Linked DNA regions of Homo sapiens: region 2 is linked to region 1. A link is a contact called in ENCODE Hi-C data. All regions are on one chromosome and are shown on one strand. Each heading gives the region's core, a stretch centred on a gene start or an enhancer-like site at or near the end of the contact. The rest is flanking DNA. Distances are from core to core; before and after follow the strand shown.

Region 1 (7,426 bases), core at 4,509-7,008:
TTAATGAGGTCTAACAGGACCAGGACAATCTATTGCCAACCTCGTGCTCAGCGCTCAGACCACAGCTAGAAGGTCTCCTCCTCAGTGCTGAGGTCTGAATGTGCCCCCTAAAATTCATCTACTGAAACTTAACCTCCAATGTGAGGGTATCAGGAAGCGGGGCCTTTGGGAGGTGATTAGATGATGAGGATGGAGCTCTGCCCCACTCCCCCAGGCCCCTTTGAATGGAATTAGCACCCTGATGGAAGAGGTTGAAGGGAACACCCCAGGCAATTTTTTGCCCTTCCACTCTTCTGCCATGTGAGGACTCAGCCAGAAGGCCCTCACCAGACACTGAATGCCCTGACCGTGGACTTCCCAACAGCCAGAACCATAATAAATCAATGTCTGGGTTTGTTTGTTTGGTTGGTTTTTATTGTTGTTGTTGTTTGTTGTTTTTTTTTTTTGAGACAGGGTCTTGCTTTGCCACACAGGCTGGAGTGCAGTGACACAATCGTGGCTCACTGCAGCTTCGACCTCCCGGGTTCAAGCCATCCTCCCATCTCAGCCTCCCAAGTAGCTGGGACTACAGGCACCTGCCACTATGCCCAGATAATTTTTGTCTTTTTTGTAGAGATGGGGTTTCACCACGTTTGCTAGGTTGGTCTCAAATTCCTGGGCTCAAGCAATCCACCTGCCTCAGCCTCGGAAAGTGCTAAGATTACAGGTATGAGCCATCAAGCCCAATCAGTGTTTGTTGTTTATAAGTTACCCAGTCTCACGTATTTTGTTAAAGCCGCCCAAACATTACAAATCCCCCAACAGCTTGATCTAGTACTTCCTCAGGGGTTACAACACAGGGATATTAAAATTATATGGTTCCTTTTTTATTTACTGCTGGAAATTATTCTATAAAGAACTATTCCTCATCAACTGTTTGTTGACATTGAAATTCAGTCTATGTAAGAAAGACAGGATAAATCCTTGGTTCTTTCCCTTTGCCAGATTTCAGAATAATTACTATTGGGCTGGTCTTTGCTTCTAGGTATTTCCAGTGGAGAGAGTTAAGATACACACACACATACACACACACACACACACACACACACATCGTTTTTGCTTTGAGACACAGTCTCATTCTGTTGCTCAGGCTAGAGTGCACTGGCACGATGATGGCTCACTGCAGCCTCCACTTCCCAGGCACAGGTGATCCTCCTACCTTGGCCTCCCTAGTAGCTAGGACTGCTGGTATGCGCCACCATGGCCGGCTAATTTTTTATATCGTGTAGAGACAGGGTCTTACCATGTTGCCCAGGCTGGTCTTGAACTCCTGAGCTCAAGTGATCTGCCCACCTTGGCCTCCTAAAGTACTGGGATTACAAGTGTGAGCTACCGAGCCTAGCCAAGATGTATGTATGTGTGTGTGTGTGTGTGTGTGTGTGTATCTTGAGGGGGGGAAATAATCATGAGTTTATACTGATATTTCCAATTCAAATTCAGGACCTCTTGGCTTTGACCTGTTGAATTTTACATTTGTGTCTCTGTTTTTTATACTGAAAATCTTGGTTCCCAATGGCATTAACATAATTATATATTTACTTTATCAGTGTGGGTATGTGCAGTCTTAAATAATAACACCTGACAAATGAGAACAATTTAAGATTTTTTTCTGTAGAGATGGGGTCTCCCTATGTTGCCTAGGCTGGTCTCAAACTCCCGGGTTCAAATGATCCTCCCACCTCAGCCTCCCAAAGTGCTAGGATTACAGGTGTGAGCCTCGCCTTAAGATTTTTTTTTCCAGTTCCTTTTGTCTTTAGGCTATACCCCACCAGGCATATGCAGTCACATTGCTGTGGTGTGAAATAACTTGAAATCATTCTCTGCGGGGTTATGCTGACAACTTGGTATGTTATTAAATTGGTTTGTTATATTTCATTTCCATTGTTATGTCATTGTGTTTTATGGTCGTGTAAAAACATTTATATGGTTCCAAAGTTAAAATGACCCCTAGCCATAATCCTTTCACCAGCTGCTGCTTAGTACCTCAAAGACATTTGCAAAGATTTGTTGACTTTTATGACACATGTATATGATTGTCCTACTCTAATTCATCTGCTGGGGGATGGGTGTTTCTTACTGGAAAACCGGAGACATGTCAAGGAGCATGATTTGCCTTAAAGCTCAGCTTGATCGAATACTTGTAGGGTGATTCGCTAACGAAAGGTAAAAAGGCATATTTCAGGGTCTCTAATCAAAATTGCCCTGCTTCACCCAGATACGTTTTTTTTGTTTTGTTTTTTAGAGAGATGGGGTCTCGCCCTGTCACCCAGGCCGCCATGCAGCGATGCCGCCATAGCTTACTGCAGCCTCAAACTCCTAGGCTCAAGCAATCCTCCCTCGTCAGCATCCCTAGTAGCTGGGACTACAGGCATGCAACACCATACCAGACTAATTATTTTATTTTTTGTACAGACGAGTATCACTTTGTGGCCCAGGCTGGCCTCAAACTCCTGGCCTCAAGTGATCCTCCTGCCTTGGTCTCCCAAAGTGCTGGGATTACAATTTCCCCCAAGATTAACGAGCCCTCCTTTCTTAAGACTTTCTCTTCCCGCCTTTTGCAAATCTTTCTTTCTCTCCGGCCTCCTCTCCTGATACAAGAGTCTTTTGTGAATGTTCTAGCGCGTTACTATAGCCTATAGTTATTATAGCCTATAGTTAATGACTATAACATTACTATAACGTTACTATAGCCTATAGTTAATGACTATTAACCACAATCATCACCTGTCACCACTTGACACAGCATCTCACAGTGTCCCTCACCTTCAAAGTTGCTTCCAACTCTGCTTTCAAATATCTGAAAACAGCTGGGCGCGGTGGCTCACACCTGTAATCCCAGCACTTTGGGAGGCCAAGGTGGGCAGATCACCTGAGGTCAGGAGTTTGAGACCAGCCTGGCCAACATGGTGAAACCCCGTCTCTACTAAAAAAATACAAAATTAGTCGGGCATGGTGGTGCTCGCCCGTTTTCCCAGCTACTCGGGAGGCTGAATGAGGAGTATCACTTGAACCTGGGAGTCAGATGTTGCAGTGAGCCAAGATGTCACCACTGTACTCCATCCTGGGCAACAGAGTGAGAATCTGTCTCAAAAAAAAAAAAAAAAAAAAGAGGCCGGGCGCAGTGTCTCATGCCTATAATCCCAGCACTTTGGGAGGCTGAGACGGGCGGATCACGAGGTCAGGAGATCAAGACCATACTGTCTAACATGGTGAAACCCTGTCTCTACGAAAAATACAAAAAAAATTAACCGGGCGTGGTGGCGGGCACCTGTAGTCCCAGCTACTCGGGAGGCTGAGGCAGGAGAATGGCGTGAACCTGGGAGGCGGAGCTTGCAGTGAGTTGAAATTGCACCACTACACTCCAGCCTGGGCGACAGAGCGAGACTCTGTCTCAAAAAAATAAATAAATAAAATATATATATATACACGTATGTGTGTATATATATGTATATATATGAAGAACAAGAAGTGCAGAGAAAATATCCTAGTCATTGAAAAATTGGTTACTTTGTTTCTGCACTGCAAAGTTACTTTAAACTTTGTAATGAATCTAGTGGAGAGATCATTTGAGATGAGGCAAATGTCCTGTTTCTCATCATACATTTACCCACTAATTTTAGCCTGTATTGATGATAATTCTCACCTGCAACAGTTACTGTGGTCTTTGCCAAATGGTGATTTTCTTTTTCTATTTTCATCATTCCTTCTATATTAATTAATTGGAATTCTACTGTAAGGAAAAGTTGTTCCTTCTAACCCATTGATTTGTTCAATCATGTATTTAAGTAGGACCTATATTTTACTTGTTCCTTGCTATATCTTCAGTGTGTAGTACAGTGTCTGACACAAAATCGGTGCTCAATAATAGGTGTTGGATGAATGAGCAAATGAATGAATGAATTCATATTCATATGGCCTACAGAGTTCCCGTACATGCACAACCAATATCACCACCCCGTGGAGATGACTCCCAAATTAATATTTTTAGCAAATGTTCCAGACTTACAACTCCAACTTCCCGGGGGACATCTTCAGATAGCTGTGCCACTGCCACCACCAGGTCAACATGTCCCAAACCATTCAGACCAGCTTTTTCTCCTGAGCTGGACATCTGGCCTCCAACCTTTTCATTCTCTTTTACCTTTCATATTCTATCAGCAGCAGCAGCTGCTGAAATCATACCATGCAAGTTTCTCACGTCCATCTCTGCCTTTTAATGGCGCCCTCTCACTCCTTTAAGAAGTTTTCTTCCACTGCAACACGATCTCTCAGTCCAGAGTCTGGCCCAGTGCCCAAATTATTTCTCTAGCTATGCTGAGAGCTGGTCATGCTTTGAACTTCTGCTTTGAATACTTTCAGTGACACTGGGAGAGAATTATCTCATTGGACCATTGTCATTGTTAGAAAATTCATTGTTATGCTGAAATGAAATGATTTTATTCACACACACACACACACACACACAAAATAGCTCTTCCTCCTGGAACATGACTGGCCTGAAAATGTGTGAAGACATATCCAATCCTCTCTGGTTTTACTGTTCATCCAATTTTCTGTTCTCCTCCTGGCAGGAGGATTATATTTCACCTTGTGGAACTCAGACATGGTCGGGTAACTAGCTCTGGTCCGTGAAAATTGAGAGGAAGTGACATGTGTCACTTCTGGGCAGAAGCTTTGAGAGCCGGTTTAAATGATCCCTTTTCTCTTCATCCATGAGACAAGCTAAGTTCCAGAGAGAGGGTGCCACGCTGTGAGGGACCTGTGTTACGAGTACGATGGCTCGCGTCACTTCAAATTCTTGAAATCACTGAAATTTGGAGGTCAGTTGTTACATCATAACCCAGCCAATTCTAGTTAGCCTGTTTTCTTCCTAACTTCTTTAATCGTTCTTCATAAGTCACAATCGCAGCCCCTCACCGTTCTGACCACTGTCCCCTGGATTCCACTCAGTTTACTCATTATCCCCCTTAAAATGTGGAGCCCAAATCTGAACCCGGAACCCCAGGTGCAATCCCACTAGGACACAACACAATGGGTTCCTGAGCCCTTTGATCCTCTGAATAGAGCCCCTTGTTGCTTTGGTGTTTTGTCTCTGTGTGTGCTTTTATCATCGGCTGAGCCACGCTGTTAACTCGCAGTGAGCCTGTGAACCAATAACTAGAGAAAAAAGATTTTTCCCATTGTCCTCTCGACATATATTGGGAAACAAATTTTTTGATCCGCGTTCAAGTAGACAGGGCAGAACTGTCCAACTGCTACGTGATCTTTTAAAGACAAAGTTAGTGGCAGACCATTTACAGAAACCAGATGTTCTGTCTTTTGGCTCTGAGCATGCTGCTAATCTTCATCATCTAGTGTACTGAACGAGATGTACTGAACGAGGGCTGCAGAGCTGCAGCACCGGCAGGAGTAGGCGCTCGGTAGGACGGGGCCTGCACAACCTCCCCGGTAGTCAGCAGAGCGGAATCTAGGAAGGCTCCTTTCCCGCGGCGCCCTGGAGGCGGGGGCCCCACCTTCCCACGCAGGCGCTATCAAGCCCCGCCTCCTCACCCGCCCGCGGCGTGGCGTCGGAAAGAGCCCTCAGCCCCTCCCTCTCTGGCGCTGATACCCAATGGGCAGCCTCAGGCCTTTAGCGGGGGCGGGGCACCCCCTGGACGCCGTTCTGGTTGGCCCGCGGCCCGGCGCAGCGCATGACGTTATTACGACTCTGTCACGCCGCGGTGCGACTGAGGCGTGGCGTCTGCTGGGGCACCTGAAGGAGACTTGGGGGCACCCGCGTCGTGCCTCCTGGGTTGTGAGGAGTCGCCGCTGCCGCCACTGCCTGTGCTTCATGAGGAAGATGCTCGCCGCCGTCTCCCGCGTGCTGTCTGGCGCTTCTCAGAAGCCGGTGAGACCTCCCGGGCGGGCCGGGATGGGGCGCGAGTGGGGCTGAGGCGGGGCCGGAGGGCAGGGCGGGCCAGGCCGGGCCACCCAGAGCGGGGTGGAAGGCGCCAGGGGAGCCGGGGAGCCTTTACTTCGCCTCCGCGCCCTGCATTCCGTTCCTGGCCTCGGGAGAAGCGGCACGGACCGGGATCACGCCAAGGTCCGTGTGAACTTCCCCCTTCTCGACACCCACCTCCCGCCCCCGGGCCCAGCTGTGCGCCAGGCGAAGTCGGTGTGCTCAAGAGGTGCCTGTTGGGTTACAGGACACGGAAAGGGTGGCCTCGGCCTCCTTCGAGTCTCCAATTGACCCCACTCATTTCGGATCTTCTAACTTAATTTCTCTTGACCGAGAGGCTTTGTAATAGCGTAGAATCTGGAGACAGGGTGGCTTCGTTCAAACAGCACCCTCACCATTGACTAGCCCTGTGACCTTGAGCAAGTTTTTAAACGTCCCGGGGACCCGGTTTCCTAAAATGTTTGCTCGAAGTGGAGTTAATCTCTAAATGGAGATAAGAGTTATCTCTGAAATGTTATCAGTTAACTCTAAAATGGAGATAATAAGAGTCCCCACCTCTTGGGGTTGTCTTGAGGATTCAACGAGTGACACGTGTGGAAACGATTCCAAATAGCACCTGGCACATAATCGATAACATGTGTGTTGAATAGTGTTATTTATTGAGTCTCCAGTTCGGTATACATTTCTTGAACACCTGTGCTCAGTTCTGAGGCGGGTTCACAGAAGGTCAGCCTCTTCAGAAACAAACTTCCTCCTCTTCCCTCTCCCTCAACATCTGAGCTTTTCTTGGCAGTGAGTTCAGGAGCGCCGAAGCAGAACTCAGAGGACGCTGCCCTCCCCTCCCCTTACCTACACATTCTTAGGGTACAAGTAGCTAAAGCAAAGAGCAACGATGCTTGAGGGGTGGGGGGTAGAGTTTAGCACTATTTCATGGCCTCAGCATTTAGAGGTGCCTAACACCTGAGCTAGCATTCTGACCCCCCTAGGCACAGTGAGGTCGTGTTAATTGGTGTAACTGCAGGCCTCGGGATTCTGGTATTTCCCCCAGGACTTGATACCGCTCTACTTAGTACAGGCAGAGATTGTCAAAAGGTAAGAGGTATGCCCCTCTAGGAATCCTGTTGCCTAAAATAATGACAAAACTGCCGGGTGCGGTGGCTCAGGCCTGTAATCCCAGCATTTTGGGAGGCTGAGGCAGGTGGATCACCTGAGGTCAGAAGTTCGAGATCAGCCTGGCCAACATGGTGAAACCCCGTCTCTACTAAAAATACAAAATTAGCCGGTCGTGGTGGCGGGCTCCTGTAATCCCAGCTACTCGGGAGGCTGAGGCGGGAGAATAGCCTGAACCCGGGAGGCGGAGTTTGCAGTGAGCGGAGATCGTGCCATTGCACTACGGCCTGGGCGACAAGAGCAAGACTCCGTATTTTAAAAAAAAAAAAAAAAAAAAAA
Region 2 (7,426 bases), core at 1,781-4,280, 920 kb after region 1:
AAATGTAAACTCCTACACAGACCAATCCTGAAATCTTTTAACCTGGAGAGAAATATTTTGATGTATTCACTCAAGTAAATGACTCTAAAAAAAACTATGTTACTCTGGTAAAATACAATTATCTGATAGGAACCTACTGGGGGAGGAAACGGTATAATAGTGAAAATATTAGACCTCTGAGTGGAACTTTTCAACCTTTCCCTCACTGTCTTCAATATTTCCAAATTGTATCAGAAGTAATTTACTTGAAATAGCTGAACAAGCAAAGGAAATTAAATATCTAAAGGCAATTTGTTAGAATTTAATTTTAATAAATCTTGGCAACACTGGCTCTGTTTGACATACTTTATGCCAGGATAGCAAGAAAATTCTTTGAAAACAGCAAATTGTGGAATCCTATCTGTCAAGTTCTGGAAAACATGATAGTAACTGAAATAACAAGGCTTTACCAAATGAGACCTCTTATAATACTCTATTTGTTTCTGGAAAATAGATGACCTCTAACTACTGGCTTATTTATACCCCGAATTTTTCCACAAAAGATTTGGAACAGCTACCCTGATATAAAACGAAGCACATGAATTGTATCCACCTGGCTTTGAATTATGGCTCTGCCATTTACTATTTATCATCTTTGTACCTTTTAAATTCTGAGATTTGGTTTCCTAATCTATAACAATGGGGACCATAATCCTACCCTGCTGGGTCACAGGAAGGATAAAATGAAATAGTAATGTAGCACAGTACCTGGCATACAGTTGGTGCTAAATAAATATGTTTTGTCCTTCCTTATCCAAATGCATTCCAGATAGAAAAAGGATAAGGTGGAATTCTAAACGATATTGTTTTCCTATCACACTGATACATGCCAAGCAGAAATGTGGACTGATCTTGAGTTGCAATTGTTAATGTTTGTATGTAAAAGTCAGGCTCAAAGCAAATTTAATTTCTTTCCACAAGTTCAGTACTTTGCGAACATTTTATTAACCTTTTAGCTATATTATTTAATGCAAAAAATTTTCTGGGGAAAAATATGACGAGCTCTTGCATACTGTTTTTCACACTACCCATCTAAAGGATTATTAAACATCATAAATTTGGCTTTTTAATAAAATATTTATAGTATTAGTCTGGTTAACAATTTTAAATAAAGTTCTTGTGATTCTGCCAGTCTTAAAAACATGATTTCCTTTCTTTCTTTCCTTTTCTTTCAACATATATCAATGTCTTTTCCATTGAAGAGCAGCATTTAGTTCAGGTTTTACAAGTATGATCCAAGTCGCAAAATACTAAGCACCAATCATAAGCACTATTACAACTCTGCGTGCGTTAAGGAGAACAAGCAAAATTGTTATACAGCAGCGGAGGTGACTGGGGGAAAAAGTGAAAAGCGATTTGAACTGATCCCCCGCCCTCTCCATTATACCGGAGAATGCAAGTGTCCCGCATCTCAAGATTAAACTGAGCCTCGGTTTTACTGACGTAACCAGTAACCCTATCTACTTCTCACACTGCGGAGGCCGGCAGGGCAGCGGCTGCCGCCAAGCACACCACTCATCAGAGCCTGCCCCGTTCCACCCCCGCGTTTCAGTCATGCTTTCCAGAAATGGGGTCACTCACTCAGTAACTATTACACACACGCAGCCTATCATCCTGTAATCCCCTAAAGTCCGCTGCGGGGAGAGAAGGCAGCAAAAAGTCAAGAAGGAAGAATCACAGACGCGCCACCATCAGGAATTGATTTTCCACTCCGGAGAGGAGCGGTGATACCTTGGAACGGGTCTTGTCTGGATTATTTTCGCAGACCCCGAGTTGTTCTGGGATAGGGGCGGTTCAGGAAAGCTCGGTGTAGTGATGCGCCCGGGGAAATTCTGTTTTGCCCTGTTTGGGTATATTGTTTGGGTTTTGGGCACTAGGATGGGTGACTCAGGGACGGTCACCAGATCCCGGGCGAGGAAAACCAGAAAGCCTTTTACGGCGGCCGCTGATCTCCTTGAATATCACCCTCTCACCTCCATGGACAGGAAACTCAAGTTAAACTCACAGGGACGGGGGTCTAGCTCTGCGACCTCAGAAACGGAGGGGGTAGGGGACCTTAGGCTTCCGCTTTCTTCTTTGCAGCAGCAGAAACCGCTGCGGCAGACGAGGGGGAGGCAAAACCCTGCACCCCCTACCCGAAACCCCCACAGGTCGCCGCCGCCCGTGCCCCGCGCGCCGGTCTCCCCGCAGCAGCCCCTCCCTCGGCTGGACTCGAGAGTCCCTGCTCCCCGGTGAACCCGATCCCTACCCCTCCCTCATCTCCCAAAGTCGCCAAGGTCCGGGAAAGCCCCCGACCCGGCTGGGCCAAACTTCCCAACTCCCCGCCGGCCCCCGCTCCGCCTCCCGCTTCCCCCACGCAAAGTTGATTAAAATTGGCTTCTTGCAAAGCCCCAGCGCCCACTCCAAACCCCACGCGCCACCACACTGGCAGCCCCCCGAGCGAGGGAAGGAGGTGAGGGTGAGGATGGAAGGAACAGACAGACCGGCCAATAGACCCACCCCAACAACCCAAACCAAAACCCTGAGCCCGGGGGAAAGACGCGAGCGGGATCAGAACGGGCCGAGTGGCCAGCTCCGGGGAGCGAAGCGAGCCGGCGGGGGCGCGAGGAGGAGATGCGCCGGCCCCGGCCGCCCTGCTGCACTCACCTCAGCGCTGTCGGACGGGCTCTCCACAGCCATCTTCTGCCACGGGTCCGCCAGCTGCGCCAGCGGCATCTTCCCCCCCGGCCCGCCGCCTTCACCGCCTCCTCCCTCCCCGCCCGCCCCACGGCCGGCCCCGCTCCGTCGCCGCCCGAGCCCCACGGCAGCGGCGGCGGCGGCGGCGGCGGCGGCAGCGGCAGCGGCAGCGGCAGCAGCAGCAGCAGCGGCGGCGGCCCCAGAGAGGGCTCGACGCCGACGCCGACCGCCCGAAAGCCGCGCGCCTGGCCAGAGACGCCCGCGCGCTGAGCGAGAGCCTCGCGCCTCCGCTGGGCACCGGGTCTCGCCCCTTTCTTCCTCTCCTCCTTCCGCCGCCGGGACTACGGCTCCGCCCCCCCCGCCGGTTCCCGCGCCCGCTCCCAGCAGAACAGCGACCGCCGCGCGCTCCCCCACTTCCGCTCACAACATGGCGCCTAAGCGATACCTGTCTCTCAAAGCGAGGCTCGGCCGCCGCCACCACCGCCGCGCGCACCCAGGGGCTGGGCTAGTGGAAGACACGCCCCCGGCCGCTGCGCTCCGCTCCTCCCTCTTCCCACCCCCCTCCTTCTGCGCCCCAACCTCAGCTTCTGGGCCTCGCCTACTTTCAGGAAGGGCGAGCCCAACAGATCTGGGGGCGTCGGCGGGAGGCGGGGGAAAGAAATGGGAAAGGCAGGAGGGGCGAAGGCTGGGAGCCTTTCACCGCCAAGGGTCCAAGGAGGTCGGAGGCTCCTTGGGAATGAGGGAGAACAGTGGTCCCCGCCCAGCTGGGGAGGGAGGTGGGCAAAGTACCGGGGGCGCAGTCCCGAGCCAAGGACCCGGGGAGGGGTGCGGAGTGTCTTTTCGGCTTGTCTCCTCCGGGGGTGCGTGCGTGCGGACGCGCCTAGTCTCTGGGCGCATCCCGTAATGGCCCAAGACCCTCCCTCTTCAGGGTCACATGCTGGGAAATCACCTGCCCCCCATCTCCCCCGACGGAGGCAAGGGAGGCTTCGTGCCTAGGAGCCTCCTGGGGGCTCGGCTCCCGGTTTGATTCAAGTCTTTTCAAGTTGACGCTCTTTTGTTAAATTGTGGCTATTTGGGATTAATTCCTCTTGTATTAGTCGCTTCCCCCGCACCGCCCCCAGCCCAAATTCTCCTCCCCAAGTGCGCAGAGCTCTCGGCCTTCAGCTGCGACCCTGGAACCGCTGCCCCCCGCCCCACGTCTGCTACCTAAATCTTCAAGAGGGGAAAACAGGGAGGTTCCTTAAGGCTGTCCCTCTCGGTAGAGGTTGGAGAATTATTTAAAAATATCTTGTAGGCAGGAGCGCGGGGTTCCTGCTCCTCTGTTGACTTTAAATAAGAGATTAGATTTAAAAATCAGGCTGGCCGTGGGCGGAGGAGGAGGAGGAGGGGGACAGAGGGAGGGGAGGGGTTCTGACTCCTCCTCCTGCCCAAGATGGGGAAGCCCTGGATTAAGGAAACCCAATGCCCCGACGGCGACGGAGCCCCACAGGACGGCGAGAGCTTTGGGGGGAAGGCCTGGGCGTCCGGGGTGCGTCCCAAGAGGACTCGACCCTGTGTTCACTGCGCCAGGAGCCGCTGCGCGCTAAGTGCGCCCGGGCAGAAATGTGTAAAAGTCGCAGGGCTGAGTGGAAAGCTACTGCAGCCCCTGGCTAGTCGCCCAGCGAGGGGAAGAGAAAAAGCAAAGGGAGATCTCCGAGCCGGCCTGTCCCTTCAAACCCTCAGGCCGTGGCCCAGGCATCCCGGTCTTCCCACGCCCAGCGACCACGGCGCGTCCGCTGCTGCGCTCCCAGCGCACGCCTATTAACAGCTTCCTTTCATCCTCCCGGGACCCAGACACCTGGAGAACCCTCGCCTGCCTCCCTAAGCAGGTGTGAGGATGAGATTAGAGCCCCAAACCCAGCCGGCCAGGTCTGCGCGGGCGGTGCGAGGTTTCTCGCTGGGCCTGCGAGAGGCAGGTGTTGGGCTCTTTCTGCTGCCTTCGCCAGCGCGCCCCTTGGCACAGGCTCGAGGCCGGGGAACCTCGTGGCCATTTAGGGAGGCTCCAACTGTTTAGGGAGCCTGAGAAGGCGGCAGGAAGTCCTCGTTGCGCGCCTTCTCCCGAAGCTTTGGACTCAGGGGGACCGCTCAGGTTGGACAACATCTGGGCAGACTCAACGTGGTCTGGGGAAGAAGGCGAATGGGGCCACTTGGCTCTTGCCTTTGTCACTTCCCTTCACATGCTATATTCAGGTGTTGCAAATCCAACCTGGGCCCAAACTCAGCTAATTTGGCAGCACCTTCTCTGTGTAATTCCCGACGGTAAAACGTGCTTGCAGAAGTTTGGAGGATAAGGAGTTGTGTACTATTTTGCATTTATGTACAAAATGCTTTATTCATTTACATTGCAGAGTCACATGACCACTCCTTATAGCGAAAAGAAGTTCGTTAATTCGGTTGGCTTAAAGTAAATTAGCTCCCCCTACCCTTTGATCAATTATTTCAGTTAACATTCTTGCATTAGTAAAAACATACATAGTTGAAGAGAGACCGTTATGTGGCTAACACTGTTCAGTGCTAATTACCCCCACGCAAAGAATGAATATTTTAAAATAAAGCAAATTGTATGCCATTTTCAGTATCAACTTTTATTCATCTCTGTTAACCTTGAGAACCAGAGGAATAACTTTTAAAACAGAGTTACCTGATCTGTAAAAGTAATGTGAGCGGTGGTCACGTTTCAGTGAATTAAGCATTACATGAACTGTTAATAATGGGTTAAAGTGGCCGGGTGCGGTGGCTCACCCCTGTAATCCCAGCACTTTGGGAGGCCCAGGTGGGCGGATTACCTGAGCTCAGGAGTTCCAGACTAGCCTGGCCGACATGGTGAAACCCGGTCTCTACTAAAAATACAAAATTAGCCGGGAGTGCACACCCGTAATGCCAGCTACTCGGAAGACTGAGGCAGGAGAATCGCTTGAACCCGGGAGACGGAGGTTGCAGTGAGCCGAGATCGTGCCATTGCACTCCAGCCTGGGCGACAAGATCAAAATTCTGTCTCAAAAACAAACAAACAAACAAACAAACAAACCAGTTAAAGTACCACTACCACAGATGTCTTGCACAGAGGATCAATTTGATAAGTATTTATGAATTGATTGAATTTATTTAGAAGAACATTATTCTTCCTTTTGCCCCAAAAGCAAAGAAAATGATTTTTTGTTGTTAACAATAAACTTTTTCTCTTTTATTTCTTCTATTAAATCCAAGAGCAGTGCAACCACTCTCTTTGGTTAGGAGAATTTGGAAAAATCAAATGAGGCTGGAGGATTTTTCTTGAAGGTGGTAGCAAAAAGAGTTACTTGAACATAGAAGCTGATATTGCCCTAAGCAGGATTACTTTTCCCCTCTGTTTAACAAAGGAAAACTCTAAGTGTAGCTGTTCAAAGAATAGCTGCCTCAGATCGCCAGACCTGCATGGGTTAATACGGTGGTTAGTAGCCACACATGGCTACTGAGCACTTCAAATGAGGTTGGCTGGTCAAAGTTGAGATGTGCTGTAAATGTGAAGTTCTTTCTAGATTTCAGACTTAGTAAAAAAAAAAAAAAAAGAATATAAAGTATCTCATTAATAATTTTTTATATTCACAACATGTTGAAATGATATTTTTGATATATTGGGTTAAATAAAATATTTCATTAAAATTAATTTCACCTTTTAAAAACTTTTTAATGTGGCTACTATAAATGTATACTTACATATGTGGCTTTCGAGACTTTTATGTATTCCTACAAGTCATATAATGTTAAGTGATATCTTCAGATTCCAATGTCTTTTTGGCTTCCTTAGTGCAGAATCAGCAGAAAGGGCTGATTCAGTTACCTACTGATCCCCACCCTCCCCAACAAATCTCCCAGTCAGAACCAAAATATTGGAAAGTTCTTACTTGAAACTACAGTAGAGCGAAACAGCAAACCTCAGTAGAAAATCTGAAGGAGGTTTCCAAGAAATCATTCCTAATGTATGACGGGACAACTAGATTTAACCTCCTCTGCCCCCAACAATTTCCTGCTATAATTATAACCTTTGTATACAAGTTTAAATGGGCATTTATTTAACAAAATAACATTTGTTCAAAAAATAGAGTTACATCAGTCTGGAAAAGTTGCAAGATGACTAACTATGGCTCATGGCACAATCTCTACCTCATATACATCCAAAGTTCACAGCTCTGTACATATAGATTTGTCACTACTGTAGAAAATCCCAAAAGTGTAATCATCATCACCTCTAGGAAAAAGTTTTTTCCTTTCATCTGGATTATCCAAATTATATTATCCAAAGCATATTTATTTCGATTCATATTTATCCAAAGCCTATTTATTTTTTCACAAAAAAAGGAAAGGTAATAGCCAGAGACTATTTAACTTTCTTTTCAGAGAGAAAGAAAGGTAAGATTTAGGCTCAAATCTTATCTCATATAAGACAATAGTTTAACAAAATACATGGTTACATATGTTTCATGTGTGTGAATTTTGTTTTTTCCTTGAAATGTCTCCAATAAAAATTATTAAGGCTATTTTCCTGATTGACACAGATCTTAAAGAACAGGCATTTCTACATCAATTTGAACATTTTATTTGAGAAAATTCAAATTTTGGAAAATGTAAGGTTCTAGGTTCCCTTCCAGATACAAAGTTCAAAGATTTTAGAGTTGCATATGATGAAAGACAG

Evidence for each region. Hi-C counts contacts between places; a loop is a spot of excess contacts on that map. Pooled maps may share reads with other maps.
Region 2: a map of naive thymus-derived CD4-positive, alpha-beta T cell shows a loop between it and region 1 (10-fold over the local background). The contact joins the promoter of RPS6KA3 here to the promoter of PDHA1 in region 1. A Hi-C loop is called at or near these places in 1 of 168 maps with a recorded cell type or tissue (naive thymus-derived CD4-positive, alpha-beta T cell), 1 of 37 single-sample maps with no recorded cell type and 13 of 50 pooled maps.

Annotation. Positions count from the first base shown.
Region 1 is chrX:19,338,169-19,345,594 of GRCh38, forward strand. It overlaps PDHA1 (pyruvate dehydrogenase E1 subunit alpha 1), which reads left to right and starts at 5,759. Exons shown (of 11, transcript NM_000284.4): 1 at 5,759-5,926. The coding sequence starts at 5,870.
Region 2 is chrX:20,263,879-20,271,304 of GRCh38, forward strand. It overlaps RPS6KA3 (ribosomal protein S6 kinase A3), which reads right to left and starts at 3,031. Exons shown (of 22, transcript NM_004586.3): 1 at 2,686-3,031. The coding sequence starts at 2,754. RefSeq lists an enhancer at 1,262-1,311 and silencers at 2,492-2,751, 2,872-3,091, 3,513-3,807.